Linked DNA regions of Mus musculus: all the other regions are linked to region 1. Evidence: chromatin loops called from intact Hi-C (ENCODE). Cell type or tissue: heart. All regions are shown on one strand.

Region 1 (8,000 bases):
ATTTTTAAGTGTGTGTATGTGTGTGTGTGTCAGTGGTGGTATATGTACACATATGTGTGCACCCATGTTCATATAGAGAAGCCAGAGAAGGTGCACAGGGTTTCTCATTGATCCTGGAGCCACACTAGTGGCTGGCAAGCTCCAGTGATCCTCCTGTCTCTGTCACAGCACTGTAATTCCTGGCGACTCTATTGCTAGGCATAGATTTTTACATAGACACTGGAGATTGAAACTCAGGCCCTCATACTTGTGCAGCTACCTCACCACCCAGCTGTAGTGGGGTTTTGTTTTTTGAATCATTCAGTGTTTCTGATGTAAAACCAAAAAGAAAATGATTCTCTTTTGACCAGGATTATATATTCAAGAGCACACAGAATTAGGCCAGCAAGTTGGTTCAGCTGGTAAAAGCACTTGTATGCAAGCCCGAGTTTGACTCTCAAAGGCTACAGTGCATCCGCATGCATCTGCAATGCCATCACTCCGACAGCCAGATGGAAGACAGAGAGAGAAAAACATCACCAGAAGGCTCATGGGCCAGCAAGCCTAGAGGAGGCGGCACAGGGAAACAACAAAGATCCTGCATCACCCAGGAGAGCACCAACTCCTGAAAGTCATCTTCGACTTCCACTCGGGTGCACACATACATGCACACACGCACTCACTCTCACACAATGCAGAGGCAAAACAGGACAGGCACAAGCCCTAGGGAGTGGTTGCTTGGAATCAGTTTTGACTTACTTCTGATCACTGCTGCAATACAAGAAAGCCAGTTTAGTCTGCCATTCATTTTTTTCTCTCTCTCTAAAAATCTTCAGATCCAAAAATACTGGCAACTAATGCAGAACTAATGATAAAACCACTGTCTGGGCAAACTAAAACATCCATGGTCTAGATTCTAAGTTAGGCTATTGATTTGCAGCGCCTGCAATGACTACTTTCGCCCATACACTTCAACTTAAACCTAAACATCAGTGCCTCCAGTCCCATGCTTGCTTTCTATGGGTTCTGAATTCTAAAGTGCTTTTATGGCACATTTACATGAACGTTTAGCATCCCAACATGATCTATGATTTAAATCCACCCCAAAACTATTCTTATGATGCTTTCTATTTCCTGTAGCAACTCCACTATTCACATTTTGGGCAAGCTAGTGCCCTGGAATTCACCCTAGGAAGTTATTTCTCTACCTCAACATTTGTGCCATTATCTTCTTCTAAATCCTATCAACCATGCCTCCTAAGTGCATCTCATAGATACATGAACTTCTTTCCCACCTCACTGCTATCATCCTGGTCTCAGTTACCTTTTATGTTTTAGCTACCTTGTTCAAATCATTTTTTCCATAGCTGATCTTTCACAAACATATTTGGTCCAACAGCTACATTGCTATCAATTTATTCCATTCACATGTGAACTGGCATATTCACAGTGGTATTTACAATAAATTGGAAACAATTCCATGCCTATCAATAGGGGAATGGATAAATCTATATTGAAGCCATAACATGAAAGGCCATATACATCAAAATGGGTAAATTCCCAAGGGAGTGCCACCATTTGTGTAAACAAGATAACTATCAAAAAAAAAAAAAGTTCAGAATAGTAAACAAAACTATTAGCAATGGTTATCTACTCAGAAGGCATGGGGAAAATGTTGACTGGAATAAAATATGTTGTTGTTGAATACACCTGGAGAAGGGCCTGTTTTAAGAAGTACTGTTTTAAGTTCCTTGTGTGGGCTCTGGTGAGTAGGCTGGACTGAGAAGTCAGTAGCAGACAGCCTCTGCTTACTTCCCTACTTCTATCATTCTGCCTCCCTAATCTTTCAAGTTCCAACCACACTAGCTTCTGGGTTCCTGGGGACTGGGGGGGGGGGCTATTCTTTGTCATCTTAGGGTCCCCTAAGCTTTAATTACCAATCCCATGTTTATCCTTCTGATTCTGTCTCTCATGTTCTTTTCCCAACGGAAGAACACTCCTCAGTTTCTGGACTAGGTCAAGATTAACATTTTAGGTACTCAGGAAACCTGTACTTCTCCTCTCAGAATTTAGCACTGCTGTAATGACATAACTGTGTAATTACATATGTTCACACCAATTACCTCTTTAGATGATAAAAACAGAAGTGCAGAGATCAAATCAGTTGCTTTTACCTTTGTATTCCAAGACATGACCTACCTACCACACAGTTTGCAGAGCAGGCTGTCACACATTAAATAAATGACTTCTCTTGCCCTTAAGCTTAAGAAAGCAGAGTCAATACATAACCAAACAAGGACAATGCAGTGTCCTGGTATTAAAGCAGCCGTTCATTTACGACAATGGCTTTCAACCAGGGATAGCTTGGTCCTTCTCAGGGTATGCCCAGCAACGTCTAGAAACAGCTTTGATTGCCATTATTTATGTGTGTAGTGCTACTAACAGCTAGGATTATAAGTCAGGAGTGTGGCTAACCATCCTCTACCTACGGCACAGGATAGGCTACCATGACGAAGTATTATCTCATCTAAAATGTCAACAGCACCACATAAGAGAGATCCTGACTGAGGATGCTACTATTCAAAAGGGAGGCATCCTCCCCCTTACTTGGCGGGGTTCTGTTGTGGTTATTTTGCTGAGGTGTAAGGCAGAGCTAAGGGGATGTCAAGAAGAGCTTCAGAGACGGAAAACTTGAGTTACTTGTTGAAAGGTGACAGAGCCCTGTTCAACTGGAACTGAAATGTGTGGCTGACAAGTTTAAGTTATTACCTTCAAATAGTCTGTACTGCAGAACTGCCCAACCTTATTCCCTTCCTGCTCAAGCAAAATTTCCTCTCTCGGAGGATACGAGGTTTTAGCAGAACCTTAAGGCCAGATTACCTAGACCAAGATAAAGCCAGATAGTCACTGTGTAAAATGCTAAGCTACTTTTTAATATATGCAAATCATATGTGTGAATGTTAAAGCATTAGCTGCCTACTATTCAGGTTGTTGGTGTTTAAAGCTATCATTGAATCCAACCACATGGGCCTTGGGATAGACTTTTCCAGTGTGTGTGTGTGTGTGTGTGTGTGTGTGTGTGTGTGTATAAACAAAACAAAAATCAAACAAACAAACCCCCAAAGAACCGCAAAACTTTGTATTCCTGACCTGAGCTTTCCAGGCTGTGTAAAAGATCCATTTTTCCCCTCTCACGAGTATCTCATGCCATAAGTTTTGTCAGAAGTGGTGAGACAGCCTTTTGAATGCAATAAACGTGAATAAATTGCATGCAAATCAGGAGCCGTCTACAGATTTTTAAGAACGCTTTCAGTAATCGTCATGGAGACCAGTGAAAGAAACTGAGATAATTTTTAACGATGCCAAGGAAAGCCCTGTGTTTACTACAACACGAGCCTGCTGCCTGCTTAGCTGGACGCCCATGCTCTGACCTAGTATGGCAATTCTTAGGGTCCCTGTGCTTGATGCTCTGTTTACAAGAAACTGAGGCCAGACACTAAGGAAGAACAAAGAAAAATGCCTGGCACCAAAGAGGCGGGGGACGTTTTGTACATAACTGAAGATCCGTGGAGGAACTCTTTTCCAATTTTGAAAGGCACTACAAATCATCCTCTCCGCTTACGTGTTCAAGCATTTATTCTATGTTCTTAAACTATTTTCTACAAAGAAAATACCTTATAATTTACAAACAGCAATTTGTCCTCCCCCCTCTGCATCTGCAGACCATCAAGCGGGATAAAATTTCCCTAGGCTTTATCAGAGTGGGAGGAATGGAAATAATGTGAGCACAACACAGTTCCGATGCAACATCAACTCCAAGCCGGGCCAGCTGGTTTCCATCGAGCGGTCCCCAAGGAGAACGCCCCTCAAGCCTGCAGCCCGGCCGGCGCGACCGTGGGACCGGCTGAGGTGCTCGCAGCTCAGCCACTCGGTCGCCCGATACCTTTGTTTCAGGTGCCCCTGTGCCCAGAGTGGCTGGGATCCCGCCCGCAGCCCCGAACTGGTGACACATCCTTCTTTGGCCAAGTCGGGCCGAGGCCGGGCAGGGGGCGGGGAAGGAAAATAAAGCCTCAGCGCCTAACGACGTGACTCTCAGTTCTTCCAGAACCTTGGCATTTGCTGCCCTGCCAAGCTTTCCTGTTAACGAGTTCCCGGCCCGGGCGTCCCGCGAGGTGGGAGGCGCCGGCCATCCGGCCCCCTGGCCTCCTCCGCGGAGCTCCCGGGCCACCGTTCTCCACGGCCGCCAGCCCCGGGAGTCCTCTGGCGTGGCGTGCCTGCGCTCCACCAGGAGTCCCTTCACCGCGCGCGGCCCCTGCGGCCAGGCCAGACCCCGCCCCCGGCCCCGCCCGCCCCGGTCTCTGTGCGCCGCCCCTCGGCCTCGCCAGCCCGTGGAGGGCCGGGGGCTCCCAAGGAGAACCGGCCTAAGGCCCCGCGTCTGTGCGCCTACCTCAGTGCCCGCTGCTCCTCCTCCCGCGGCTGCCTCGGCTCGCAGGCGACGCGCACACGCCACCCCGGCTTCCCGCAGCGCGGGGTCTGGGCCGCTTACGCCGCGCGTGAGGAGCCGAGGCCTGAGCGCGCCCCGCCCAGCCGCCCAGCAGCTTAGCTGCCCGCCAGCGCCACAGCCCCGCCCACTAGCGCCACAGGCCCGCCCACCAGACACGCCCCCTCGGCCCCGGCCCCGCCCACCTGGCCGTGCTGGGTTCCTCCCACTCTCCTTCCTCCGAAAGGGGGCCCTGAGGGGCACTGCGAGAGCCGTCGCCTCGGCCGCCGCTGTGATTTACTTAGTGTAATGGAGAAGGCTATTCGCACTATTTGGGGACTGAATTTCATGTTAAGAGTATACACTTTATGATGGCCGTCATTATTTTTATTACCCTTCTTACTGTCCTCTTCGATAACTGTCCTGCTCTTCCGGGAGGCTATCCCATCTGACTACAGTCTACACTCTTACTGTGGCCCACACCAGCATGCTCCTATTCGCTCAACCCAAGTTGTGTGAATTTTGAACGAAGAGTTTATTTATTTATTTATTTTAAGCGAATTGTTAACAGAATAAAAATTGTTAAATAAACAAAGCTATGTAAAACAAATGCACAACTTAATGGAGTGTTCTGAAACATTTGCAATTTTGATTTCTTAAGCTTTGACCCTAGCTAAAATAATAAGCGAGGTTTGCTTTTACTAAAAGTGGGAAATAAATGGGCTGACTGGGCTAGGGATGTAACCCCGTTGGTATAGTAAACGAGGATAAAACCACATAAACTGGGAGAGGTAATGTATGTCTGCAAAGCTCTGCAGAGGTGGAGGAGGCTAGATAGAGAACAAGAAGTTCCAAGTGTTTGAACTTTGGTGACATTGCTGCTACTTTGAGGCCAACCTGGGCTACATGAGTACCACAGCTAAACAATAAAAATAATGCAGTTCAATTCTAAATTAAAAAGTCAATCAATCATTATGTAAGCACATAGGTAAAACAAGCAAGCCAGTCAGGGGAAGGAACAGTACGTGACATTTGGTCACGTAGAGGTGAAGAACCAGATGTAGATAAGACTTTAAAGAGCCAGGCATTAGGCAAACTGTGAGAACAGGCTCTGCGTACGTGTTTTATCTCTTCCTTTCTGTCAACATTTCTTAGCAAAACAACAGTTGCTTACAGAGTGCCTTATGTGTACATGTGAAATCATATGTGATGTGTACATACATTTAGGTATAGATGGTGCATACAAAATGTATACAATTTCACATTCTGTAGCTATGTGTAAGGTTGATTATAAGAAATATATTTTTATTTTTAAAAGAAAAATGTATATAAAATTGCCTCAAACAGGCTCTACATCCTGAGTCATTTCACCAAGTTAATCTTTTTAATAGCTAGAATGTGGTCTTCGTTGTCTTGAAAGAAGAAAAACCATCACACACCCAACTTTATACTTTCCTATTTTAAAAGTCCTTCACCATACCGCGTTGAATATCTTCTTTTGTGTCAGAACAATCCTGTGAAGAAGGAAGGGCAAGACACAAAGAAGTGACAAAGGTCACAGAACAGTTTTTGATGGTAAGGACAGGAAGTACACAGAGAATCACAGAACTTCAACACCTTACCCCCTGCCTTTACCTTTGGACTCCTGTGGGGCCTTTGCCCTCCATTTACTTACACAGTCCACTGGAATGAAAAGGACATAATCCCTCCTGGGTGTGGAGGAGCATGCCTGCAATTCTAGAAGATTAGAAGTTCAAGGCTGGCTACGGGTCATAACAAGTCAGCTAGCCTGGGCTGCATGAGAATCTGTCTCAATAAGTAGGAAGTAAATAAATAAAACCCCTGTTCCAGAAAAGGACACAATTTCATGCCTGGAAATTTGATTCAATACAATAGAACCATCCTCTATCTTAGTGAATTACCAACTTATCACAGTTATTGAACTCCAGTCTCTAAGGAAGGTGTTATGGATAGAATGTACAGTCTTTGTGCATAGTCAAGAAATAAAGAAATATTTGAGAATAAATGAGAAATTTGTTATCATAATAGAGGAATAGTCTTGAACAGAGTTCTTTTGTGGTAGGGAGAGAAAATGGTATACATTTTCTCAGGGAAGGGGACATCTGAACAACTTTATGATGAAAAAATATACAGCAAGAATAATGTCAAATATCGTATGGTTTTGTTGCAAACATACAGAGTAAAAAATTCAGAAATAGAAAGAACAAGAAATGTTGTGCACTTTCACTCAAATTTAACAATTATTACTCTTTGGCTAATTTGTTCCATCTGTATGTTTTCTTTGCTTCTCTGGGTTATTTTGAAGAAACTCATATTCAGAGTATTATTTCACCTGTAAATATTTCACTCTGCATCATTAACTGGTAAGACCTACTTTAAAATACAATCACAAAATTACTAAGGAATCTATTTCAATTAATGATTTCTAAAGATGTACAGTTTCTTAATATATGATGTGGTATTCAAACTTTCCACACATGTTTTATAAGAGCTATTTCTACAATGGAAGACTCAGGCAAAGTCCTCCCAATGCATTTGGCTATTCTCCCTCTTTAAAAAAAAATTAGAAATTTTTACTTATATGCTTATCTATCAGTGCTGGGTATTGAACCCAGGGCCTTGTGCATGCTAGCTAGGCAAGTACTCTACATAGAACCAAACTTCCAGACCCAGCATTGGATTAGTCTCTTAAATGTTCTTCATTCCTTGAACCTTAAGATTTATCTTAATGACTTTCAGGTATGGTAGATATAGATGTCTGTGGGTGGGAATGTGCATGTGGAGGCGAGTGTTCAAAGAGTCAGGAAGAGAGAATCATCTCACCCAAAGCTAAAGTTACAGGTAGTGTTGAGCATCCGGTGTGGTCCCTGGGAACCAAACTCTGGTCCTCTACAAGAGCAGTATCCACTCAACCTTCTGGCCATCCTGACAGCTCTTTGTCCTTTCTGTGGTAAAGAGATGGATGCTTTGTTCTGGGTTGCTTCCCACGTTCCATCTTTCACTGACTACACCGCTGTAGTGTTTATTACCTTTATTTCCCATGAATTGGTAGACAAGAAGCCTGGTCAGACAGGAAAATATAATATATATTGAGAAAACCAACCAGTCAGACCATATCAAAAAAACTGTCTTAGCCACCAGAATTAGCAGACAGAGACGTAAAAACAGTTGCTCTATAATCAAAATGTTCAAAAAGTTAGAGACAGAAAACATCCAAAACACACTTGTATAGATGAAGACTATAACGTTTGAGATAAAATATGTTGAGGTGGCAGACTGTCACCTTATGGCTTCTGAGATGGAGCCTGGAGTATTGTGAGTTCTAGGTCAGGATGGACTACATAGAAACAATGTCTCAAAACGAAAAAAAAAATTTGGGCATAGTGGTGCACTCCTTTTATCCCAGCAATCAGGAAGGGGAGGCAGGGCAATTACTGTGAGTTTGAGGCCATTCTGGACTACATAGTAGACTTGAGGCCAGTCTAAGCTATATGGTAAAACCCCACTTTGAAAAAAAATT
Region 2 (8,000 bases), 52 kb before region 1:
ATTCTTTAAAATTATACAACTAATGTCTGTATTGGTGGTATAGTGGTGACCATAGGGCCTTCTAAAATATATACAGTTAGGGGCTGGGGATGTAGCTCAGTGGGTAGAGTACTTGACTACCATCCACAAGGCAGTGGGTTCAATGCCAAGTCCTGAATAAAACCTGTTGTGGTGGTACAAGCTTGTAGTTCCAATACTTGGAAGGTAGGAGGGTCAGGAGCTATATAGGTCATCCTCTGCTATCTAGCAAGTCGGAGTTCAGCCTGGGCTTCATGAGACTCCTTCTTTAAAAAGAAAATATACATTGAAATGTATTTGGGATATGGGATATTTTAGTTTTTTTCTAGTTTGACTTTGTCAAAGTAGAATTACTACCAGCACTTGACAAATATTTAGAAAAAAACCTTCTGGTTTGTTTGCTCCTTCCCCTAAGATAGCGGGGTGTTTTCTCTAAGATATAAATTTAACTCATTTTTGGTATACTGTAATAGGCAAGAACCAGGGTCACTAATTTCATCTTAATCAGTCTTTACAGTTAAGTAAATGTTAATTTATAGTTTATATCTTTCCTTTTCCCCCAAAGTACTTGTGGTGTACTTCATGGGACAGTGGAAGGCACAGTGTGAAGAGAAATGGGGAGGCAGTGGAGAGATATTACTCAGGATCAGGGAAAGGGTCAAGGGAGGCCTAGCACCATTCAGATACGAGTGTTTGCCTTCTTGTGTGTCTGTGCACCACGTACATGTCTGGTGCAGTGGAGGTTAGAAGAGGGCTTCTGATCTACAGGGTCTGGAGTTCTAGGTAGGTGGTTATGAGCTTATGTCGATGATGGCAATCTCTCAAGTCCTCCCTAAGAGCAGCAAGAGTCCCTAATTGCTGACCCATCTTGCCAACCCCATAGGCTCTGCTTTTTAGGAGCTTTTTTTTTTTTTTTTTTTTAAACCAATGAAGAATAAATTCAGTTCTGAGATTCCTAGCAGAAAAAAAATAATAAAGGATTTCATGAAGTTTTGCAGGGTTCTAAATTAACAAGAGTCATGAGCATGGCAATGAATTAGATGCTACATAAAATATGAAAGATAAACACAGCTATTGAGTAGTTAGGGGTTTTTTGGGGGGGGAGGGGCGGCTAGAAGTCTCACCCAGAACTGGTGGATGGTAGGCAGGTTCTCTGCCACTAAGCTACCTTCACAGACCTAAGTTGTTGTTTAATTTACTGTGAACACAAAGTATTATTCAAATGTTCTTTCTTTTCAAAATTACTCTAAACAGTGATCTCATATAAACCATAGTCAAGAAAGGAATAGCATAGAGGAAAACGGGGGCAGTGAACATAAACCACAGCAGTAAACAGAGAGGGCTCACTAGTCGGGAACCTCAGGAGCATTCCCCAGTCTTTCAGAATTTCAGCAATAAACAGAAATCATAATCCCCAGTCTTTGGAAGATTGTGGGCACTAAAGGAAATAACAGAACGCAACAGAGATAAAGGGTTCCAAGCAGAGCTGAGCACATTTGTCCTTGTGAAAGGCAACAAGTGACAAAGCCAAACAGTGGGGTTCTCAAGAGATTACAAACAATGCAGAATTTGGCAAAGTCCTTTAGATTCAAAATAAATAATCATGTCCATTTGTAAAGCAATCTAAAGTTTAATAAACCTCTCTTGATCTAGCAAAGTGATAATCTGCTTTGAAAAACATTTCTTTGCCTTAATGCTAAATCTGCAAATAGCACTGCACAGTCGTATGAGTCGGCAGCTCCACAGAGTATTCTTAAAACTGACACAGGGCGGCTCTTCAGGGGCTCTGCCTAGGTGGTGTTATTTTGTGCAGAAAAAGGGTTGTGAGACTGTAAGTATACAATCATCAAAATTCTGTTTCTTGAAAATATTTTCACAGTATGCTATGCAGGGAAGTTAGGTTTAATTTCAGGGCAATTATGGCATTAGAATAGGACCACTGGTACTAGTGGGTATGGACACAAGCTGAGTTCTAGAGCAAGATCTTCAATGTTCACTGCATTTGTGCTGACAGATGAACACATTTAGAACAAACACTGCCAAAGTTAACTGAATGGGCAAACACTTGACAACCTACTGTTCTCGTTTCTGTGTGTATACTTCTTCATACAAAGCAAATGACTAATAAGACAGTATTTATTAATTCATTGGTTAATAAGGAAAAATAATATAAAAAGAATGCATTTATTCTGAACTTTCAGCTCTATTAATATGCTTGCAGTTGTGTTAATAGAAGACACATAATTTAAACCTTAAAGTAGTATAATAAAACTGATTTTATAAACATAGATTTTAAAAAATTGTAATTTTTTTTTTTGCTTGATTTGCCAACAGGCTTGACATATCTTCATTTTAAACTAAAGCTGTTTTGGTCCAGTATAGGACTAGTAATAAAAAAAAGAATACATTGGGAAAAGTATCTCAATTATCTACTTCAGTTTTTCAGCATCAGTGCATTACGTAGTCAGTCTGAACAGCCACTGCTATTGTCATTATAATATTTCCAATATTTGACCATTCTGACACACAGAAAGAAAAGAAATGTCATATACCTCACCCCCCAAATTTGAAGTTTTTCTGGGTCAGAATAACTATAAAATTATGGCTCCTTGCTGGAATTTGGATAGTTAGCATTTATATAGTCCCTTCTCCCTTTTTTTTTGTATTGTATTCCACGTTAGGCAACCTATGTGGTGAGATAGACACTGGCCCTAAGATAGTAAGCAGTGTAGCAGAGACTAGTCATCGAAGGCTGCAATCAGTATCAGCTTGCTAGAGGATGGCATTTATTTAAAATTTAGAAGAAATTGTTATGCTTCATTGTCTACACATCCACAGTGTACTGCAGACACACACAGTTGTTGCCATATAAAAATGGAAACTGCTAAGATGGTTCAGTGGATAAAGGCATTTGCCACACACTCCTGGTGACCAGAGTTTGATCCCCAGGGCCTACATAAAGGGGGAAGAAAGAACTGACTTTGTAAAGTTGTTCTCTGATTTCTACATGTATGTTATGACATGTGTGCTCACATACATCATACACACACTAATAAATATAGTAAAAATACTCTGCTTTTACAAATGTCAAGATCCATATTCTTTCAGACAAACATTCATAATTATCGTAATAAAATCTACTGATTTAAACTTAAAAAAATAAGTTTTCTACAGGAATTCTTGCTTTCTACTATGCTTGATAAATATTTAGTAAGTTGTATTTATTGTCTGCAAAACAGGATTCCTCCCTACAGGATAAAAATGTGAGTACTGTACTCCGGGTCCAGAAGCTCTATTTTTAAACCAGCTGGAATCCCTCTACAAATAGCTTTCTGTAAATAGCTGAATAGCGAACACAGATTAATTCCTTGACCTAATATCAAGATACAAGAGAGTAATAAAATTATTTGTGTGTTAGTTTACTGGGGGGGGGGGTTGTATTAGTAATTAAAACATTTAAAAGAAACACCCAAGTTTCAAACCTGTGTCTGCTGAAATGACTTCAGCCTCTTCTTAAACCGTGATGGGAGAACAAAATCGCAGCCCCTTGCTAGGAAAGCTAACTCTCCCCTTAAATCCGGGTCCCTTCGCAAGGACGTTTCCTTGATCATCATCTTTGGAAAGTGAATGTTTACTTTCCAAGCGGGCAGCTCACTTCCGAAGACAGTGTCAGTCTTGTCAGTAGAAAGATACTTTTTTCTTCTTATCTCACAAATAAATTATATTTAATCATTGTATTCTCTCAGCCTCCTGGGACCACAATCCATGCTTGTCCTGACATGCAGCTGGTTTCCAAATACAGCCTGTGACTCGCAACGTCTGCTCATAATATTCCAGTTAGAAACAGCCTGCAAAAGGGCCTATTGCTTCTTGTGGTAGCGTTATGTGAAATTGACCTGTACGTGTTGAGAATGCAGAGCCTTCTGGGAAAGAAAGCACTCACTACTCCTAGCACCACAATTAGAAACATTACAGTTGGACCTAAGAATAGCAACTTCTCAGATAATGCTAACTTCTGTAACTGAGAACGGTGCTGATCAAATACTTTATCCTCAAACCAGGGTGAAAAAGAGTATGTGGGGCATTTTTGTCTTTTGTCTACTTGATATTGTTTAAAAAAACAAAACAGAATAAACTGAACTTCAAATGTAAAAGAATTATTTCAAGAATAGCTTTTTAATTATTATCAGAAGGGGAAGCAATTATTCCATATTCCCCTAATCTCTTCACTCAAAATATGACAGAAATAGTCATTTTTATATGATAATTTACAAAAATATTATTAGTTTTAAATGCAGGGTATTTTAGCCTTTGAAATGATTATATAGTTTGAAAATTTACCTTCAAAAGTGTTTTTAAGAAAGTGAACAACTTAACATCTGAGCAAAGAAATATCAGATACATATGGATGAATGGAATTTTTACCAAACAAGGGCACAAAAGATGATCAAACAGAACACTCTGAGCTTATGAGACTTTTTCCTTTGAGGGACGTTAAAGAAATAAACATATTCCATAATTTTACCATATATAAAATATTGTCCTCACTTTAATATTTATGAGCAAATTACCAAAGTATTCTCTTATGCATATTTATATTTCACTATTTATTCTTAATTAATCTCACCAATCAGGATTTATTTTTTTATTTCTAGAAAATATAAAACACCATAAAGAACAAAACTAAAACCATAAAAGTATATATATGCATATATAATAAATAAATGTAAAAATTAAAATATTTAAGATATACATTTCCATATGTAAATGCTTCTCTACTGATTGTCAGACTTAATCACATTCAGGTGAAATAGCTAATATTTGTAAAATTTTATGAATTAATTATTATCCAGTGGTATCTAAACTCTCCAGGGCAAGTTTAACTTTAAGTCACTCACCATTCAAGTATTTTTATGGTCACTACGTGCCAGATGCTGTGCTGGCCATGAAAACAGAGATGACAGTGAAGTAGCTTCTTAGCTCTCTTACTTTGCTTCCTAGGACAATGGTGAATTGGACAAAAGGACAAGAAATATTTACATATTTCATTTAATTCTTGTATATTTCTTAAGTTTTAAGGTCAGAACAATGGTTAAAAGTCCAAACTCTGGTGAAGTGTGGTGCTGAATGCCTTTAAACTCAGTACTTGTGAGGCAGAGGCATGCCTCTTTGAGTTCTGGGCCAGCTATGTCTACATGATGAGACAGCCTCTGCCCTCCCTCCCCAACACACACCAAAAAACAAATGCTGCTCAAAGCTCCCAAGGAAGACTTACTTTGTTGCTCTTAAGGAAACATTTATGTATGTTTTCTCATGATGAAATAATTTCTAATTTTTCATTTATAAAACAGTTTTAAAAAATTAAAAAAATCAAAGGGCACAAGGTCAGGGCCCTTAAGGGTGTAGTAAAGGGCTGGTTGTAGCAATAAGTTACTGATGGTAAGGATTTGAGAACCTGACTTACAAGGAGCACAGCTGATCTACAGAAGCTAAACACATTGTTTTTAGTGTGGCCTCCTCCTTACTGGGAAAGATCGAGTCTAAGCACACCTCATTACAGACGCCAGCAGGCTCTATAACCTGCGTTCTTTCCTCTGAAGACACAGGTAGTCCTGTGTGCACTGTGCACACTGAGAGTCTCCAGGGCAACAATCACACAGGAGACCAACTAACGCCTTCTGTTGTGAGGCTCCCTGGGGTTTATTTACAGCTGCTATTCTGAGATCTGGCTGCCAAGACTGGAATTCCTTTCCTGTGGACCATTCCTCCAGAATAAGCATGCCTGTGTATGAAGGATAATTTTGTGACGGGCTTCTTTCTCTGTGTATGTTTCAAGGCCTCACATGAGGTAGCATGTACCAGTATTTTGTTCCATTGTTTGGACACTTGAGCTGTTTTTACTTTTGGGCTATTATAAGGTATTGAGAGATAACCTCAAATTCAGAAAGATTATCTCTTTTGCCCCCCCCCCCCCAAAAAAAGGAAAAAAAAAAGCTTATTCTAGAGCAGAGGTTCTCAATCTGTAGGCCGTGACCCCTTTGGGAGTCAAATGACCCTTTCACATCTGAAATGAAAACACAGATGTTTACATTTATGATTCATAACAGTAGCAAAATTACAGTCATGAAGTAGCAACAGAAATAACTGTATGGTTGGGAGTGAGCACTGAGGAACTGTATTGAAGGGTGGTGGCTGAGAGCCACTAGAGGAAGATATATGAAATGACAAGTTCCTGAGCGGGGGCTTTGTGGGTTTCTTGGCAGAGGCATATGTAGGAGAGGATGACCTTACTGCTAAGACCCTAAAAATGAGGCCTTCAGTATCTCAAACAAGAAAAGACTCTCCCTTCTTATGTCATAAAAGCATCTATGGAACCCAGGAGAGCAGTACTAAGTTTGGAGAAAGAAGATGTGCTCCAATGGAAGGTAAGTCAGGAAAAGTGGCATAAAATTATATGTGAGGCCAATACATTTCCTCCTCTAGAATTCATTCTGTAAGGCTTAGTCTGAAACTCAATTGTTTTGAAAACAATTTTCTAAATCTTATAATTATCTGGCCTTCTCTCTTATAAAATGAAGGCAGTGATATATAACCTTAATTATCTTTGGAAAGAGTCAGCTCTGGGCAATGTTTTAAGAAGGGTTGCTTAAAAAAAATTGACAATTAAGTGGAAAACTAAATCACTTATTTTGATTTATGTATTAATGCAGTATGTTATGCTAGGGGCGTAGCTGTGCCTTAATGTTAGAGTGCTTACCTAGAATGCACAAAGTCTTGAACTGGAAAATTCTCAGGACTGGAAAAAGAAAACACACACACACACACACACACACACACACACACACACACACACACACACACACAAACACTAAGACCAACCAACCAGCCCCCTACATCAAAATAGTGTTTATTGCTCATCAACAATGTGTTATGCCAAGTAAGTCAAGCTCTTGTTCTGCGCACAGGGTCATTTACAATCACTCACCAGTCTCAGCTGAATGTGGTTATGGAGACCAAGATAACATCAGCCAAGAACTTCCAGTTAGGAAGGCAGTTGGGATAATCCAAGCAGCAAAGAAGACTGGACAAACATGAGTAATAGAAACACAACACTACAAGGACAGGGAGCCTAGTTGTTGAGAATCCATGTTGTAGTGTTGGAAGCAGTTGCAGAAAGACAATAAAGTCAAAAGGATTTTGCTAAGAAGACACCAAGAGGAAATAAGTTACATAGTAGAGAGGAGGTTGTGATATATCAGCACTATAATGTTGACTAACAAAAGGAAGTTGGCTCTTTTGGAAAAAAATGAATATTCTAAATCAACTTGGACATGGTAGCACATACTTGTAGTTCTAGCTACCAGGAGGCTGAAGCAAGAGATCACAAGTTCAAAGCCTGGGCAGTTTGACAAGACCCTATCTCAAAACAAATAAAACTCCACCACCAACAAAGGAAAGAGAAGATTTTCATTTCATTGACACATTAAACAGATGCAGGAGGGAAGGAAGGAGGTAGAGAGGAGGCAGTATGGCTAATTTTTTTTTTTAATTAAAAAATTTTTTTTTGCTATAGGGATTCACTGTGTAGCTCTGGCTGGCCTGGAACTTACTATGCAAACCAGGCTGACCTTGAACTAATAGGGATCTGCCAGCCTCTATCTACAGAATGCTGGGATTATAGGTGTGTACCACCACATCAAGCCTTAAAACTTGTTTATAGGTGTATGAGCACATTATCAGTAGCTATAACCACTGCAAAAATGTTTTTCCCTCACCCATCAACCATTAACTACATATAAGAACTCAGGGGATAATATGATCTCAGGAATTTGAAATGAGAGTTAAGTTCATATGCATCAAAACAGAAGGCTGGAGTTGGTCAAGAATATACTAATGATTACAAGCACCATGCTGTGAAATATGTGTCAAAGCACTATGGTCTTTAAAAGTACATCTGTGAGAGGAGACTCATCCTTATCTCT
Region 3 (8,000 bases), 170 kb before region 1:
ATGATGTTCTCCACTTACTGTGTTGGAGGCTTTGTTAACCCAGACTCTCTGTTCAGTCACAATTTAGACATTGAGGCCCTTGAAGTGGAGATAGTAATGGCTGAGCCATAGAAATGGTATTCAGGATTCATCCATCATTTTTGTATAGCTCAGGGCCGGACTCTGAGGGGTGCCAAAAGGGTGGAGATTGGGTTTTTCCTGGTTAGGTACTTAATTTCGTAAGCGTTTAAGCAACCAAGTGATTAAGCACTTGCCTTGACGACTAACACACAGTACTTACAGGGAAGCAGTCGCTCAGAGCAGATGACTAAACCGCTGCCTTAGGCCTCAGCGTCTTGGTGTGTGAAGTGAGGGCTTTAGGGCTAGGTGCTGTTAGTTTGCTTTCAGTTTAGATAAAGCCAAGGGGAGTGGACTGAGAATTTGCTTGGTTTAATGGTATTCTCTCTTGCAGTCTCATTTTTAATTTTTTAGTGGCGCTGGTCATCAAAATCAGGGCCCTGCCTCTGAGTTCACTTACAGAGCGTGTAAGCTTGAGGCTCTGGTGTGGCCCAACTTCTCCCTGACATGCCTCCCCCTTTGTTTTTGAGGAGGATCAGTAGGTTTGTTGAAGTGGTAAAGTAGGGGACAGACAGGTCAGTAAGGTCATGGCCATATTATTCTGTAGACAGTTGTACTTAGTAAAGGCATTTTCAGCTAACACTTGAAAATATGTTAACCCTCTTTACCAGATGGGCAGGTCTTAGCTCTGCTAGAAAATGGTGATTGTGGACGGTGCTTGGAACTTGAAAACCTTTGCTTTTTGCATCGCTGAGTGGGCAGCCCAGGGCTTTCAAGGGCCAGATAAGCATCCTGCTCTACACTATATTCTATCTCTCTCTCTCTCTCTCTCTTTCTTTTATTTTTCCGAGACATGTCTCACTACATATACTAGGCTGACTTCAAACTGATGAAGATCCTGCCTCAGTCTTCTCAGTGCAAGGATTCTTGGTGTGTTCCACCACGCCAGGTGGGATTTTAAATTATTCAGAGATGGTTTAACTAAGCATGGCCTTAATAATTTAAACATGGATTTAAAAAAGACATTAAATATAAAGTCACATTAAAAAGATTACTTTTATGTGTTTGGCTGTTTTGTCTGTGTGTGTGTGTATACACTGTGTGTGCTGTGCCTGAGGAGGTCAGAAGAGAGTTGTATCCCCTGGGAATGGAGTTCCTATTATGAGCTGCCATGTAGGTGCTGGGAGTCAAGCCCTGGTCTCCTGAAGAACAGTTTGTGCTCTTAACTGCTGAACTATCTCATTGGCCCTGAAGTTCCACATAAGAAGCCTATTTAATACTCAAGTCTTGGCAACACAATTGATTTTATGACTGTTTAACTTAGTGATTATTCTCTTTGGCTCTTGTCTCCTTTCCTTTCATATTATGGAAAAGGTTTGTGGGTTTTACTTAAAATTGGGTGGCCTTTCATGACATTTTGATAATAAGAGATACTGGTCTAAGTTTTTCCCCCATACCCCACAAGCCCATGATTATGAAGAGAAGGAGAAATTATTTTTATTCAGCTCTAGCACTGCTTATTTTTGTGCCAGGTGCAATCCTATAATTTTTTTTAAGGTCAAAAACAAGCTCACTAATAATATTCATGTGCAGTTTTATTTCATGAAAATAATAAATATGTGAAAATTAAATTTAATTCTGTCCTGGTGCTGTAAATAGGATGTTGTATTTGTGGTCAATATTCCACAATAAAATAGATGTTTTTATTTTGTTTTTACCTTTTTAAGCATGTTATTTATATTTTTCTTCCTTATGTTTCTTCCCCACTTTCTGGGGCTTGAACATGGGACCTTGTGCATATCATATACCATGGGACCTTGTGCATATCATATACATGTATAGTTGACTAGCTTGAACTAGGTCCTTAAACTAGTGACCGTCACTCCTCAGCCTTGTGAATACTTGCCACTAGAGTCCTGCATCCGTAGGGCCTGGCTTCCCTAAAGTTTCTCTTGCCTTAAGATAATGCTCACTTTCTGTAAAGGTCCTAAAACTCAATTTGTTCCCTTCTGTGAATGTTCCTTGCTCACTCTACCTCTATAACTCTTCGTTGTAGTTGTTAGGCTATGTTATAGTTCCTTTCAACTCAGATTTGATAGTTATCTTAGGACCTGCTGTATGTATGTCTCTGGGGGGAAAACTGTTTGTTGTGCATTTTGTGCTGCTCCTTTCACTCTTTTCTGCCCAAGGAGGGAGGGGAAAAGCCCAATGTTCGCGCTCTCTCGCGCTACTTGTCTTAGTTAGGGCACCATGACCATGGCAGCTCTTACAAAGGGAAACATTTAGCTGGGCCTGCCTTACTGGGTCAGAGGTGTAGCACATAAGTGTTAAGGCAGGAAGCATGGTGGCCTGGCAAACAGACATGGTGCTAGAGAAGGAGGCCAGAGGCTTCTGTATTTGGATCTGTAGGTACCACAAGGAGAGAGAGAGGGAAAGAGAGACAGAGACAGAGAGACAGAGAGAGGAGAGAAAAAGAGAGAGGCACACACAAACACACGCATGGCAAGCTTGAGCTTCTAAAACCTCAAAGCTTTCCCTTGGTGATAAACTTCTGCTCCAGCAAGTCCACACCTACTCCAACAAGACCTCAAGTCTTTATCCTTTCAAAATATTCCACTCCCTATGAACCTGTGGTATCCATTTTTATTTAAACCATTGTACTACTGAACACAAGTTGCTTTAAAATTTGCTCTAGTTAGTTTCCTTTATCTGTTTTTTCCTTAAATGTAGTTATTTGTGGGCTTATTATTACTTTTTGAAATAATAATAAGCCTGAGTGCCTATGTGCCCCAGGGGCACACAGGTGCCCTAGGAGGTCAGAAGAGGGTCTTGGAACCCGTGGAACTGGAGTTTTAGTTTGTGCTAGGAACTTAATCCCCGTTCCTTGTAAAAGTGGCAGGTGCTTGCTTGCTTGTTTGTTTAAGACAGGTTTTCTCTGTGTGTGTAGCCCTAGCTGTCCTGGAACTGGGTTTATAGACCAGGCTGGCCTGCCTTTGCCTTCCAGTTGTTGGAATTGAAGTCAGGTACCACCACCGCCTGCTAGTAGCAGGTGTTTTTAACTGGATAGCTATCTCTTCAGCTCCTATGGTGGGCTTTCTTCTTCTTTTTAATTTGAGAGAAGGCCTCACTAGTCCTGGCTGGTCTGGAATTTCTGTGTAGTTAAGGCTGGCCTCTCACAACAGTCTGCCTGCCTCTACCTTGAGAGTGTTGGGATTAAATGCAGTGTGCCACTGTACTTAGCTGTAGTGTCTTAAAAGAAAAAAAATTAAAAAAAAATTATTTTATGTGTGTTAATGTTTTGGCTGCACTCATGTGTGTGTATGTGTGTGCATGCGTGTGTATACCTAATATGTGCTCTTAGAGTCCAGAAGGTGTTGCCAGATGTCTTGCAATTGAAGTTAACAGATGGTTATGAGCTGCCATATGAGTGTTGTTATCTGCTTAGTTTTTTCTTTAGTCCTGTCTTGAAACATTTTAAACTTACAGGAGCAAATCTATCTACTGAAAGTCTTGGACTGGCACATACTGGATGCTCGATATCTCACTTACAAAGGTTGTTTTTTGTTTGTTTGTTTGAGATTTTATTTATCTTTTGTATGTGTATCACTAGTATGTATGCTAGTTTATATATCTGTACTGTGTGCATGCAGTGCCTGTTGAGGCCACAAGAGAGTGTTGGATCTTTTGGAACTGGAGTTACAGACAGTTGAGAGCTGCCATGTGGATGGTAGTAACTGAACCAGTGCGCTAACTGAGCAATCGCTCCAGCCCCACTCTCCAGCCCCACTCTCCAGCCCCACTCTCCAGCCCCAGGGTGCTTCATATCCCATGATGAAAAAGAGCCTGTAACAGTCAGGTCACTTGTTAAATGTGGAACAGTCACTGGATTGCAGATTTGTTTTTTTGAAGTGTTAACAATGTCACTGTTTGTTTTTCAGTTACTTTGTATATTTCAAGAGTCTGACATCTCTAATGAATGAGGTGGCAGCGCTGCAGAGAATTGCTGTTATTTCCAGATCACAGGGAGTGGCTGGAACAGTAATTGAGTACTGTTTTTAAGTGTCAGTACTAAGGTCTTATTTTTAATGTTAGCTTGGCATTGTCAGGTAGTTGGGTTTCTTTTGTTGGTCTGAGAATTGATACACCAGCTGTATGGATTTAAGGTTTTTGTAAACTTGTCAGTCTTCAAGTGGTATACATTTGATAAACAGATTAGACTGTTAGAACTTGAAGTTATTGTGGGAGATATTTGAAGTCCTATAAAATAATATGGTCAGATTTGTACTTTGGAATATAAATATTATCCTGGTACTTTAATGAGTCTAGAAACAAAGTGGTTTAGGCTTGCCTTTTAGGTATTATAATTGTTAATAAGTAGGCAGGGCCTGGATTGGAGATTAATATTTTCCACTGAAATAGTATGGACATAGTGACCAGTATTGTTTGTTGTTTTGTATGTTAAGGACTTTAAAATGTACTGACTTTAAAAAATGTTTATTAGTGGGCTGGAGAGATGGCTTAGCAGTTAATAGCACTGGTTGCTCTTCCATAGGTCCTGAATTCAATCCCATCAACCACATGGTGGCTCACAATCACATTTAAAAAAAGAGGGGGGGGGTCTGATGTTCTTTTCTGTCATACAGGTATACATGCACATAGAACACTCATGTGCATACATAAATTAATCCTTAAAAATGTTTTATTAGTGTGAGTGCAATATGTGTGTATGTGCATGATGTATAGGCATGGAGTTTGGAGGACAGCTTTCTGGAGTTGGTTCTCTTCATCTTTATGTGGGTCTGGGGGATTGAATTTTAAGTTGCCAACCTTGTATGCAATTGTTAATAGCTGTTGAGCCATCTCAATATCCCTGTATACTTGCCATCTCTTCATAGTCCTGCATATTATGTGGTGCTCCTATTACATGGTGCTGGGAGGTGGGTGGCTCCCCCATGGGCGGAGTCTTATTTTTACTTGGTTTAGTCACCACTGTACCTCTGTATCTGACTGCTATTAAAAAGTATTTGTTGCTGGGATTTGAACTCAGGACCTTTGGAAGAGCAGTCGGCACTCTTAACCGCTGAGCCATCTCTCTAGCACCAACCACATGGTGGCTCACAACCATCCATAACAAAATCTGATGCTCTCTTCTGGTGTGTCTGAAGACAGCTACAGTGTACTTACATATAATAAATAAATAAATATTAAAAAAAACCTAATTTGTAAATACCAGGGGACTTCTGATTCATGTGTGACTTACTTTATACTTTTTTTCTTTTAGAGAGAAGCTAAATTAAAGGCCATCTGAGTAATTAGTTGTATATGTATTATTTGTTTTTAAATTTTAGCTTGCACAGTCTTTTTTTTAAAGATTTGTTTATTTTATGTATGTAAGTACACTGTGGTTCTCTTTATACACACCAGAAGAGGTCATTGGACCCCATTACAGATGGTTGGGATTTGAACTCAGAACCTCTGGAAGGCCAGTCAGTGCTCTTAATCTCTGAGCCATCTCTCCGGTCCTCAATATTATTAATTTAAGGTTTTACATTTATCCTTTTTCTTAAACGTTAGTCCTTTTTATAATTAGTATGTTATTCTCTTTGAGTCTGATGGCACATGACTTTAATTCCAGTTCTTGGGAGGTGGAACAGAAGGACTCAGCATTGGAGACTATAGTCTGGGCTTCATAGCCTCAGTGCAGCCTGTAGAGTCTGGTAGAAGGCTTACTTATTAGCATGTGCACCCTGGGCTTGGCTTTCTAGCATCACAAAAAGGAAATGAAATCAATAAGTTCTCTCTGTCTGTCTGTCTGTCTGTCTGTCTGTCTGTCTCAGCTAGGCTGGCTCACTGGGCAGTAAGCCTAAGGGGTCCTGTTGTATACCTCTCTAGCCCTGAGATGATAGGTGGGCCCAGCTTTTTCTTTGGGTTCTGAAGAATAAACTCAGGTCATGATGTTGGCACAGCAAGCACTTAACTGACTGATCCATTTCCTCAGTTCTACTTTGCTTTTATAAAACAAATTTTAAACATTTATTTTGTATATGTGTTTATGTGCACACACTTATGGTTCTCTCAACCATGTGGATCCTAGGGAATCAAACTCAGATCTTCAGGCTTGGCAGCAATGTGTCTTTAAATGCTAAGCCATCTTATTAGCTTTGTGTGGGTACACTTGACTGCACTGTATGTATGCTTAATAGAAATGGATGATATTATTTATCTTTTTTGTGTCTGGCTTATTTTACTTGGCATTATTTATGTCCTTAGGTTTCTCCATGTTATATCATGTGACAGAATTTCCACTATAAGGCTGAGGAATAATTCTGTATATACATGTATTTGTTTTCCATTGTTCCATAGATGGGCATTTGGATTGCTTCTGCCTCTTGGTTATTGTGAACAAGAGCATATAAATACCTCAAGTATTACATCTTTCCTATTTGTAGTTGGTACTTTGCACAATTTCAATTACTTGCAGTCAACCATGGCCTAAAAATATCAAAGGAAAATTCTGAAAAAACACTAATTTATAAACATTAAGTTGGTCTTTGTTCTGTCCTGCTCTTTCTTCTATTCTGGATAAACCTTTTAGATACTTTGTATATGCTTTTATGTATATACTTTGTATATGCTACCCACTCTATTGTATTTAGTTTTTTTTTTTTTTAAGACAGGGTTTCTCTGCAAGCCCTGACTGTCCTGGAATGCACTCTGTAGACCAGGCTGGCCTCGAACTCAGAAATCTGCCTGCCTCTGTCTCCCAAGTGGGATTAAAGGCGTGCGCCACTACTCCCTAGCCAGAGGTCTTGATTATTAAACTCAGTATGCAAGATTTACACCATGATGCTTGTGTTCATATAGCCCTTATTTTACTTAATAAATGATTAGAGGAGTGACTAGCAATTTAGAATTTTCTAAGAGAAGCATTAGAAAGATTTCTTTTAAGTGAAAAGGTGAAAGCTTTCAACTTAAAGAGGGTTCTTTAATTTTTTAAAGTTGTTAATTCTTTTTTTTATTGTTGTTGTGTTGTGTTTTGTTTTGTTTTTTTCCAGACAGGGTTTCTCTGTGTAGCCCTGGCTGTCCTGGAACTCATTCTGTAGACCAGGCTGGCCTCTGCCTCCCAAGTACTGGGATTAAAGGCCTGTGCTACCACTGCCCGGCCTAACATGTTTTTAAGATCTGTCTCTGTGTTGTATATATGTATATGTGCACACTGTACATGGGTAAGTACCCGAGGAGGCCAGAGAAGGGAGTCAGCTCCCCTAGAGCTGGAGTTACAGGTTGTGTGCCACTGACGTGGGTGCTGGGAACAAAGCGGCCATCTGGGAAGACCAGGAAGCACTCTTAACTGCTGAGCCTTCTCTTAGTCCACCTGTCTCCCCTCTTCTGCTCTTGCAAAGAATTTTTTAATTTAGGAATTTTGCTGAACACTTCCTTTGAAGTAGAACATGGCTGGTGTAGAAATTTGGGCTTCTGGCCATGTATAATACAGAAGTCTAGAATTAGAGGAGACCAGATGGGTGACTCCATCTGATGCATTTCCCAGTCTTCATAGTCAGTTGTTAGTATGGGCTGTCTCTGAGTATCATTGTGTATATATTAGTGCCTATATATTTAGGGAAATGCCAGGTTATTTTTTCTTGGTGAAAAACCTTTGGTCAAAATTTGCCCTTCAGCTGTTGGCAGGAAGATCTTTGGGTTACTGCTGTAGCAGCTTAGTGAAGATTTTTGTGTCCAAAGTACTATCAAGTATGGCTGCATGAGACAATCTGCTCTAGTGGTCTGGACAAAGCATTTAATTTTTTTGTTTTATTGTAAAATGAAGCTTATTAGAACTGAAATTTGAAACCCAGTCTGGTGTCACATGTGTGTAATTCCAGCTCTTTAGGAGGCTGAGGCAGGAGAGTTCAAGTTTGAGACCATCTTGATTACAAATGAGA
Region 4 (8,000 bases), 69 kb before region 1:
TAGTTAGTGTATTTCCAATTCAACTCTTGAACACACTCCTATTTAAATTTGCATCCTTGTTAAACATCTTTGCCAGTCTTATTAGTGACAAAGATAGCAGGATCTGTGGAGCTTGCTGGCTAGTAGCTGAGCTCAGGTTTAATGAGAGATCCTGTCTGAAAGGAATAAGTAAGGTGGGGAGTGTTTGAGGCAGGATGTCTTTCTCAAGCTTCAGTGAATACAGAGTATACATACAACACACATGCAGACATGGAGACACGCACATCTGCACACACAAACACACACTTAAAAGGATAGATTTTGGGACTGAATCATTTTACAGAAAAAGCTAAAAACCTCTGGATTTGAAAGATCTTCTGGCCATGGATTGCTGTTAGTTCAGTAATGACCCCCAGTTTCAGATCTGGGGCACAGCTCCATGCTGAGGGAACCTTAGGAAAATTAATATTTTCTTCCAGACTGGCAAATAAGGGCTAATATAAAAAACTCAAGTAAGTGACAGAAAATAAAAACTTCTTTAAAAAAATTTGGATTTATTTTATGCATATAAGTGTTTTGCCTGCATGTTTATCTGTGCACCACATGCCTGGTGAACACAGAGGCCACAAGAGGATGGTAAAGCTGCCATGTGGATGTTGGTAATAGAATCTGAGTTCTCTGCAAGAGCAACTTTGCTTTTAACCATTGGGCCAATGCTCCATCTCAAAACACACAGTTCTGAGATTTATTCATAAAGATCTGAGACATATCTTTTCTACATGTAGAAAACATATTTGAAAACAACAGGTTTTAACATTGCTGAAGCAGAAAAGAAAAAATGAGAAGTGTCCTGTTGTTTTCATTTATTTGGTTCCATCAGTGCAAATTGTCCCAAACAATTGTGTTCCCTGGATGAGTAAATAGAGAGCTATGGAGATAGCATAAATCACTAATCTCCCTGAAATCCGGGGTAGTAATAAGGCCTACTGCCCTTAACTTAAATGATTCCTAGGCTGGAAAGCTCTGATACGCAGGCTTTGTGTCTTGTTTTTCTCGCCTACACATGCTTTCTTTTTACTGTGCTCCTGCCTACCTTTATGGGCTAGTGGCAACTGTCCTTGCAAACCTCAGTATAATTGATTCAAGTTTCCATTCTCTTATTTCATCATTCATCCACTGGTTTCTTGAGACAGCTCTTGGTATTTTAATAGTGTAGGTTATATCCTCTTGCTGTCTCCAGTGCTAGGATTACAGGCAGGCACGAGCAAGCACCATCATGCACAGCTCTTTTTCCTATTCTAATCTTCTGTTACAAATAGATCTTAGTGGGAAATCAGAGAGCCATTTAGATATGTGCGTAAACCAAAGAGTCAGGATTCACCGAACTCCCAGACTACAGAGTTCGTGACAGTTATTCTGATTATTTCATAGCCTTTTCTTGTTTCTGACCAGATTCTTTAAAGATTTCCATACAACATTATTTTGATTATATTCTTTCTCAACTTTGATCCTCAACTTTGTTTTTCTCATTCTTAGAAACAAACAACAAGAAAACATCCCGTCCTGGTCCCCCTACCCCCCTCGCAACCTAGTTCATTTTATGTTGGCCAACTCTTCCAAACTCTTCCAATGAGGTTTGCCCTGGAGAACTGTTGATACACCCAGGATCACTCCATTAAGAAAACTGATTTTATCTCTTCCAAATACTATCAGTTCCTGCTAGGTTCTTAACGATGGCTGATGTTAAATTCTACAGTTTCCTGAGATGCTCCATGCTTACCGCGACTGGCTAGGGAGGAGGCTGGATACAGTGGAAACAGCCCTGCTTTGTCCATTTTATACTGAGTTTTGTTTTAGATTCCATCTAACAAGATTTTTTTACTACTAAAACAATTTGAAAACCATTCTTAACAATCTGGCTTCTAGATGTATGTAGCTCAGTTGCATAGTTACACTTTAAAATGAAAAATTATAGTTATACTTTACAAGTATAGATATACTTTAAAATGAAAAAAAATCACCATAAGGTATATGGTGGTATATACCTTAATCCTAGCATTTGGGATTAAGAGTTTGATGTTAGCACTGGCTATACAGTAAGACGCCGTTATTAACAAACAAAAAATTTCAGAAACAACCAGCCAAAGAAACAAACAAAAAACCCCCTTTCATACTCCAAAAATAAATTCCATTTTTAAAAGGTACAAAAAAAAATATCACCTGAAGTAAAGGGATAAAATCCTCTTGTTCTAGATAGCTGCAGCTGGGCTTTGCCAGAAGCCAGATGAACTTGGCAGCATCGTCATGACGGTTACTTAGCAACCTACAAAAGAAACACTGGTTAGGAAGATCTGGTGCTCAGAACATACAATGACTACACACTTACAGGCTGGTAATTTTAGGCTGACTTGGGTGCTATTTAGATTAAGAATCAAATGTTCTTTGTCTTTTCATTTTCAGTGCTGGGAATTAAAGGGTAAGCTTTGTGCAAGTCCCCTACTACTGTTACCCCTGACCATGGCTTCCATGCTTCTGGTTTTTGTCAAAGGAGTGTCAATTACAGGATGGTGAACTTTTCTTCTGGGATGTTTTTGAGACCGAGACCATGGGGTGAAACTAACTGATAAAGGTAAATGTGTTATTAGGGAGAAGGCTCATTCAGTTAAGCCTCACGGGGCTTTAAACTCTGACTTTTAAAGAACAAGCTTCGGGACGAAGCCCTCTGTCACGTGTTCTGACTTTCTAGAATTCCTCACCTCCAACCATAGTTCCATAGACCCTGACAGAAAAGTCAAAGCACTGAAAAAGCAAAACAACTACTTTTTCCTGGACTTTGTTTTTTATGTTTGTTAGTTTTTGTAAAAATGGTGGTGCTAAGCCAGGCAGAGGTGGCACATGACTTTAATGCCAACACTTGGGAGGCAGAACTAGGGCAATCTTGGTGAGTTTGAGGCCAGCCTGGACTACAGAACTAGTTCCAGGACAGCTAGTTCCAGGACAGAAACCGTGTCTTGAAAACAAAACCCAGAACAATAACAATAGGGAAAAGGGTGCTACTCAGACTTTGTTTTCTGGGTTTGAAACTTTGGGGTCATTTAATTTTTTCTTATCATCTATATCTAATTATTAACTCCAGATTTTCTGATTTTCCTTCATTAATCAAATTGATTATTGAATGCAAACTGTATGTCAGGTATTTTATCTGGCCTTGAATGGGTTTGGATAAAAGAAAATGAGATAGTTTTATTCCCTATAAGGAATGTACAGTTCAGTGTTTGGTTTCCAACAGAATCATACGACTGTGGAACCACTGCGGTATTGAGTAATGAGTACAGCTGTCATGAAAGCACAGAGCAGGCCCGTGAGATTTCCAGCAGAGAAAAATAGGAAAGAAAGAAGTGTTGTGGTGAGGAGGGCCGCATGCACAGATGCCTGGTGAGAGAGTCATTACAGCGTCTGGGCAACACCCAGTGCAGAGCTCGTAAGAGGAGGGGAGAATTTAAGGTGCTTGTTCTAAATCCAGCCCAAAGGCACTCTGACAGCAGGGAAATGATTTCCTTATGCTTAGGACTTCACTATTCAACTTCAAATTCTATACAGCTCTCACTAACAGAGTAAGCCAGGATGCATGTGTCTATGTCAAAATATTGTAATTCTATATTATCACCTTCTAGTTATTCTTTGTGCTTGAATACTTTTTGGTCTTAAAATATGGTATCTTATATTGCAGCCCACACTATGCAGGAATTCATAGCAATCTTCTTACATCAGCTTTCAAAGTGCGGGGATTACAGGCATGAACCCTTATGCTTGGCTTAAACATTTTATATAAAATACTCAAACTGCTTGCTATGAAGGGTGAAAATCACAAAAAACTTCAAAAACTCAAATCCCATTCCTAGGGATGGTAACTCAAACCATCATTCACTCACTCAGTGTTCCTAAATACTCACCCTTGAGCCTGCCTTACAGAATCTGACTTTTAAATGGCATTTAAGAGGAGGTCCCACTAGAGGGCGCCCACACCATTTTAGTAACTGACAGTGTACACTCATTCAGTAGGACTTTCCCACCGAGGGATTGGAATGCTGCTGGTGCCCTGTAACTCCCTTGGTGAGCAGTTTCTGCAGACTTGCCCATCATGACTTTCTGTTCCTTTACTCTTCTGCAGAAGTTGCTTTCCCTCAGAGATGGCAGCTCATTTCAATGGATGGATGTGACTGCGGGGGCCATTACTGCTGTGCTGCTCTGTCTACCCTCTCAGAGACAGTCTCAATTAAAAGCTGGCTGCGACTTTCCCAGTAAACATGTAAATCTAACTAGACACAAGTTGTGCTTTGCTATAGTCAGCCTCCGTTACTCATGCTGTCCTGGAATATTAAAAATATAATATCAACAGATTCTGTTTAGATATGATATCTCTTCTGCTAGACTGTTTCCTATTTATTTTTAATCTCCAGTTTGTTTACAGTTTGCTCTTAATCAACACTCACATCTTGCCTTTTTCCTAGACTGCTAGGTAGTTTTTGGCTAACAATACTGAGCTCACTGACTAAAGAGGCCTCTGACAAGGGCCATGTGGGTTATTTAACCCTTTACATTCTAGTTCATGTTACAGATGAGGACTTCTCAGGGCCAGGCATCTACCTGGATAGATAGTTGAAAGAAGAAAGGAAGAGAGTTGAAGAAGCCCAATCATCTATAAATTTAAATTCTTAAATCTTACTACTGGTTTTTACTGGTTTTATATTCTAATTAAACCCAAAATTCTCAGTTCAAATTCTGATTTTGCTACTGGGAAAGGAGTAGACGAAGCTGAGTTCTCTGTGATGTTTGTCTGTTTTTATGAAAGTCTGTCTATAGCCCTGGCTGGCCTGGGACGTGTTATGTAGACTGTGATGGGGGTTCCTACTATTCAGGCCTTAGGATCTTTTCCTGTTCCGTGTTCTAGATTTGGAGACTACCAAGGGAGAAGTTGGGAGGCAGGGTAGAAATGATATAAATATAGTACTCATGTATAAAATTCTCAAAATAATTTTATTAAATAAGAAAAAAACCACCCCAAGGGCAAATGCTTTTTCCTCTGTCAGTGCATGCTGCTCATTAGTACTTTTTTTTTGTCTTTCCTTTCTTTGTGCTACTTCTGGTTTTTTGGGGGGGAGGGGTTAGAGACAGGGTTTCTCTGTATAGCCCCGGCTGTCCTGGAACTCACTCTGTAGACCAGGATGGCCTGGAACTCAGAAATTCGCCTGCCTCTGCCTCCCAAGTGCTGGGACTCAAGATGTGCACCACTAGCTTTGAAGAAGTCTCTTACTTTTCCTCTCGCTGTAGTGTTGTCCAGTTGGTGTAGATTCCCCTAAGGCTCTTCAATTCCTTGGTATCTGAACAACTCAGAACCAATCCAGAAATACACTGGGACAATAGGAAGTACTTGTAACCTTTGGCTTGGGTGGAGTTCTGTAAAGAAGTATACTAACTGATAGTGTCTTGCATACCCTTACCACTTCAGTCCTAATACAATAAAGAATGTGATTTACTGTTGGAAATTTTAAGACCAGGAATGCATTTATTAATCATTTGTTTTCAAATATCACAACTAAGATCCTTTGAGGAGTATGAAGGAATTAGAAGGATCCTCTAAGTTTAATTCTACTGATATTATGTGTGTGTTTTAAATAGTAAGTAAATAGTATTTCCATTTTACTAGGAGGAAAGGTATGTAGGCCAGAAAAAGCAAGAAGAATATGTACAAAGAAGGCTTATTAGTTAAAAGGGGAGATTGACTGTGCTGGCTAGACTTATGTTAGACACAGAAACTAGAGTCATCTGAAAGGAGGGAACCTTGATGGAGAAGAGGACTCCACAAGGTCCAGCTGTAAGGCATTTTCCATGTAAGGCCCAGCCCACTGTGGGTGGTTCCATTCCTAGGCTGGTGGTCCTGGGTTCTATCAGAAAGCAGATTGAGCAATCCATGGAGAGCAAGCCAGTAAGGAGTACCCCTCCACGGTCTCTGCATTAGCTCCTGTCCCCAGGTTCCTGCCCTGCTTGAGTTCTTAACTTCCTTCTATGATGAATAGCAGTATGGACCTTTCCTCCCCAAATTGCTTTTTAGTTATGGTGTTTCATCACAGCAGTAGAAACCCTAACTAAGTCACTGGCTCTAAGCTCCTAAATTAGCAGTTCTTAGTCTGTGGGTCAGGACTACTTTGTGTGCTTGTGGAAGTCACATATTAGATATCCTGCATATTAGATATTTATATTATGGTTCATAACAGTAGCAAAATAAGTTATGACATAGCACTGAAATAATTTTATGACTGGAGGTCAACAAAACTCAAAGAACTGTATTCAAAGGTCACAACATTAGAAAGGTTGAGAACCGACTCTCCTATGTAGTGTTTTAAGAAATAACACCTAGGGAACAAAACACAGCTCTGCTGATGGAGTGTTTGCCAGCATGTACAAAGCCTTGGAGTCAGTCCTCAGCCCTGCACCCACCTGGTGTCGTAGTAACACACACCTGTCAAGTCCTCAACGTGAGAAATGGAAGCAGGAAGGTCAGAAGGTCTGAGTCATCACTAGTGAGTATGAGCCCAGCCTGTGTTACATAAGACAGAGGTAGGTAGATCTTTGTGAATCCCAGGCCTGCTTGGTCTACAAAGACGGCTCCATGACAGCCAGGGCAGCTACACAGAGAACCCCCATGTAGAAAAGCCATATATCTATATTCTGTAAGAATGCAAGGATTTTGATAAATCAACTCGATACAATTTTCCATTGGATATTTAAGACTGTATGTATATTTTTCTTTTTAAAATTTATTCTGGAGTGTGTGTGTATGTGTGTTGGGGTGGGGAGGAGAGAACAGTGCACTCACAGGGATGTGCAGGCACAGTGCATGTGTGCTGTGCTGGCCAGAGGACATGCACTTTCTACCTCTTTACAACTCTTTATTCATTTAAAGCAGCATCTGTCACTGAACCTGAAGTTTCCATAAGACTGGGTGGCAAATGAGATCCTGCTATCTCTGTTTCTGTGTCTCATGCTTGGGTTACAGGTACATACAACCATTCCTGGATTTTTATGTGGGTGCTAGGGATTTGAACTTAAGTCCTCATATTTGCACTCTTATCCATAGAATCACCTCTCTAGCCTGCAGGAATGCTTTTCTTGTGATACACATGGTTCTGCCCTTCAAAGAGAATCTTTATTTACTTCTATCATTACTATTGGATTTAAATGCTTACTCTTTACTTTTATAGGTAAAACCAAGAAAAAAAACTGCCAAAAATAGCTATTTAAAAGTATTTCGGCAGATTTGCTTTACTGTTTAAAGATACAGTATTAAAAACTAGAAAAAAATTATGTGTACTGGTGTTCTGTTTGTATGTACCACATGCATGCCTGGTACCTGAGGAGGCAAGAACTAGAGATACAGAAGGCTCAGTCATGTGGATGCTAGGAATCACCCTAAGGTCATTGCCCCTAAGATCAGCAGTGCTATCAACTTCTCAGCCATCTCTCTAGCCCTGTTCTTGAGACAGGGTCTTAGTAGATAGCCCTGGCTAGCCTGGAATACCTATGTAGACCAGGCTGGATTCAAACTCACAGATCTGCTTGCCTCTGCCTACCCAGTGGTAAGATTACAGGAATGTGTCATCATACCTGGAATTATTTAAAGGCATAAAAGACAAAGTCTTGTGCAGAGAACTTGTACGTGTAAGATACAAAGAAAATGAATAAGCTAATAGGATAAATACCATTAATAAGGACCACACAATTTGTTGCTAGCCTCAGAATGACTGCTCACATACTTACTTTTTCCACATGGCAATGAATGACTGTGCTGTCACAAATCCAGTCTTCTCTCCTCCTGCAGCCCTGAACATGGGGGCTTTCCAATAGAGTGGACAGCCACAGACCTGCAAACAACACCAATTAGACAGAGTAAGCTAAGGGAAGGGAAGAGATGGCATGGCCAGAAGAGACATGGACATTACCTGTCATGCCAGAGTAGATAG

What was found. Peaks named below come from ENCODE experiments on the same cell type or tissue, not always from the same donor. Only the 100,000 strongest peaks of a DNase experiment are listed, where the experiment ranks them.
Region 2: it touches region 1 in a loop (4-fold over the local background); 13 of 42 quality-filtered maps call a loop at or near these places.
Region 3: it touches region 1 in a loop (4-fold over the local background); 4 of 42 quality-filtered maps call a loop at or near these places.
Region 4: a loop joins it to region 1, with 3 times the contacts of the local background. A loop is called at or near these places in 13 of 42 quality-filtered maps.

The regions. Positions count from the first base shown.
Region 1 is chr9:101,247,236-101,255,235 of GRCm38, forward strand. It overlaps Ppp2r3a (protein phosphatase 2, regulatory subunit B'', alpha), which reads right to left and starts at 4,597. Exons shown (of 14, transcript NM_001161362.3): 1 at 4,427-4,597. In heart, a CTCF peak has its summit at 4,218; DNase peaks (open chromatin) are centred at 4,296 and 4,606; H3K4me3 peaks cover 2,304 bases; H3K27ac peaks cover 2,028 bases.
Region 2 is chr9:101,195,131-101,203,130 of GRCm38, forward strand. The region is part of intron 2 of Ppp2r3a (protein phosphatase 2, regulatory subunit B'', alpha); the gene reads right to left. Among named protein-coding and RNA genes, the nearest start is that of Gm24338, 24 kb to the right of the region's middle. In heart, CTCF peaks have their summits at 181 and 3,262; a DNase peak (open chromatin) is centred at 5,671; H3K4me3 peaks cover 3,629 bases; H3K27ac peaks cover 4,988 bases.
Region 3 is chr9:101,076,451-101,084,450 of GRCm38, forward strand. The region is part of intron 1 of Msl2 (MSL complex subunit 2); the gene reads left to right. Among named protein-coding and RNA genes, the nearest start is that of Msl2, 5.7 kb to the left of the region's middle. In heart, a CTCF peak has its summit at 3,725; no DNase peak of the experiment used is centred here; H3K4me3 peaks cover 2,820 bases; H3K27ac peaks cover 510 bases.
Region 4 is chr9:101,178,136-101,186,135 of GRCm38, forward strand. It overlaps Ppp2r3a (protein phosphatase 2, regulatory subunit B'', alpha), which reads right to left. Exons shown (of 14, transcript NM_001161362.3): 4 at 7,798-7,901; 5 at 2,200-2,302. Among named protein-coding and RNA genes, the nearest start is that of Gm24338, 41 kb to the right of the region's middle. In heart, a CTCF peak has its summit at 3,994 (motif pointing right); DNase peaks (open chromatin) are centred at 2,276 and 4,036.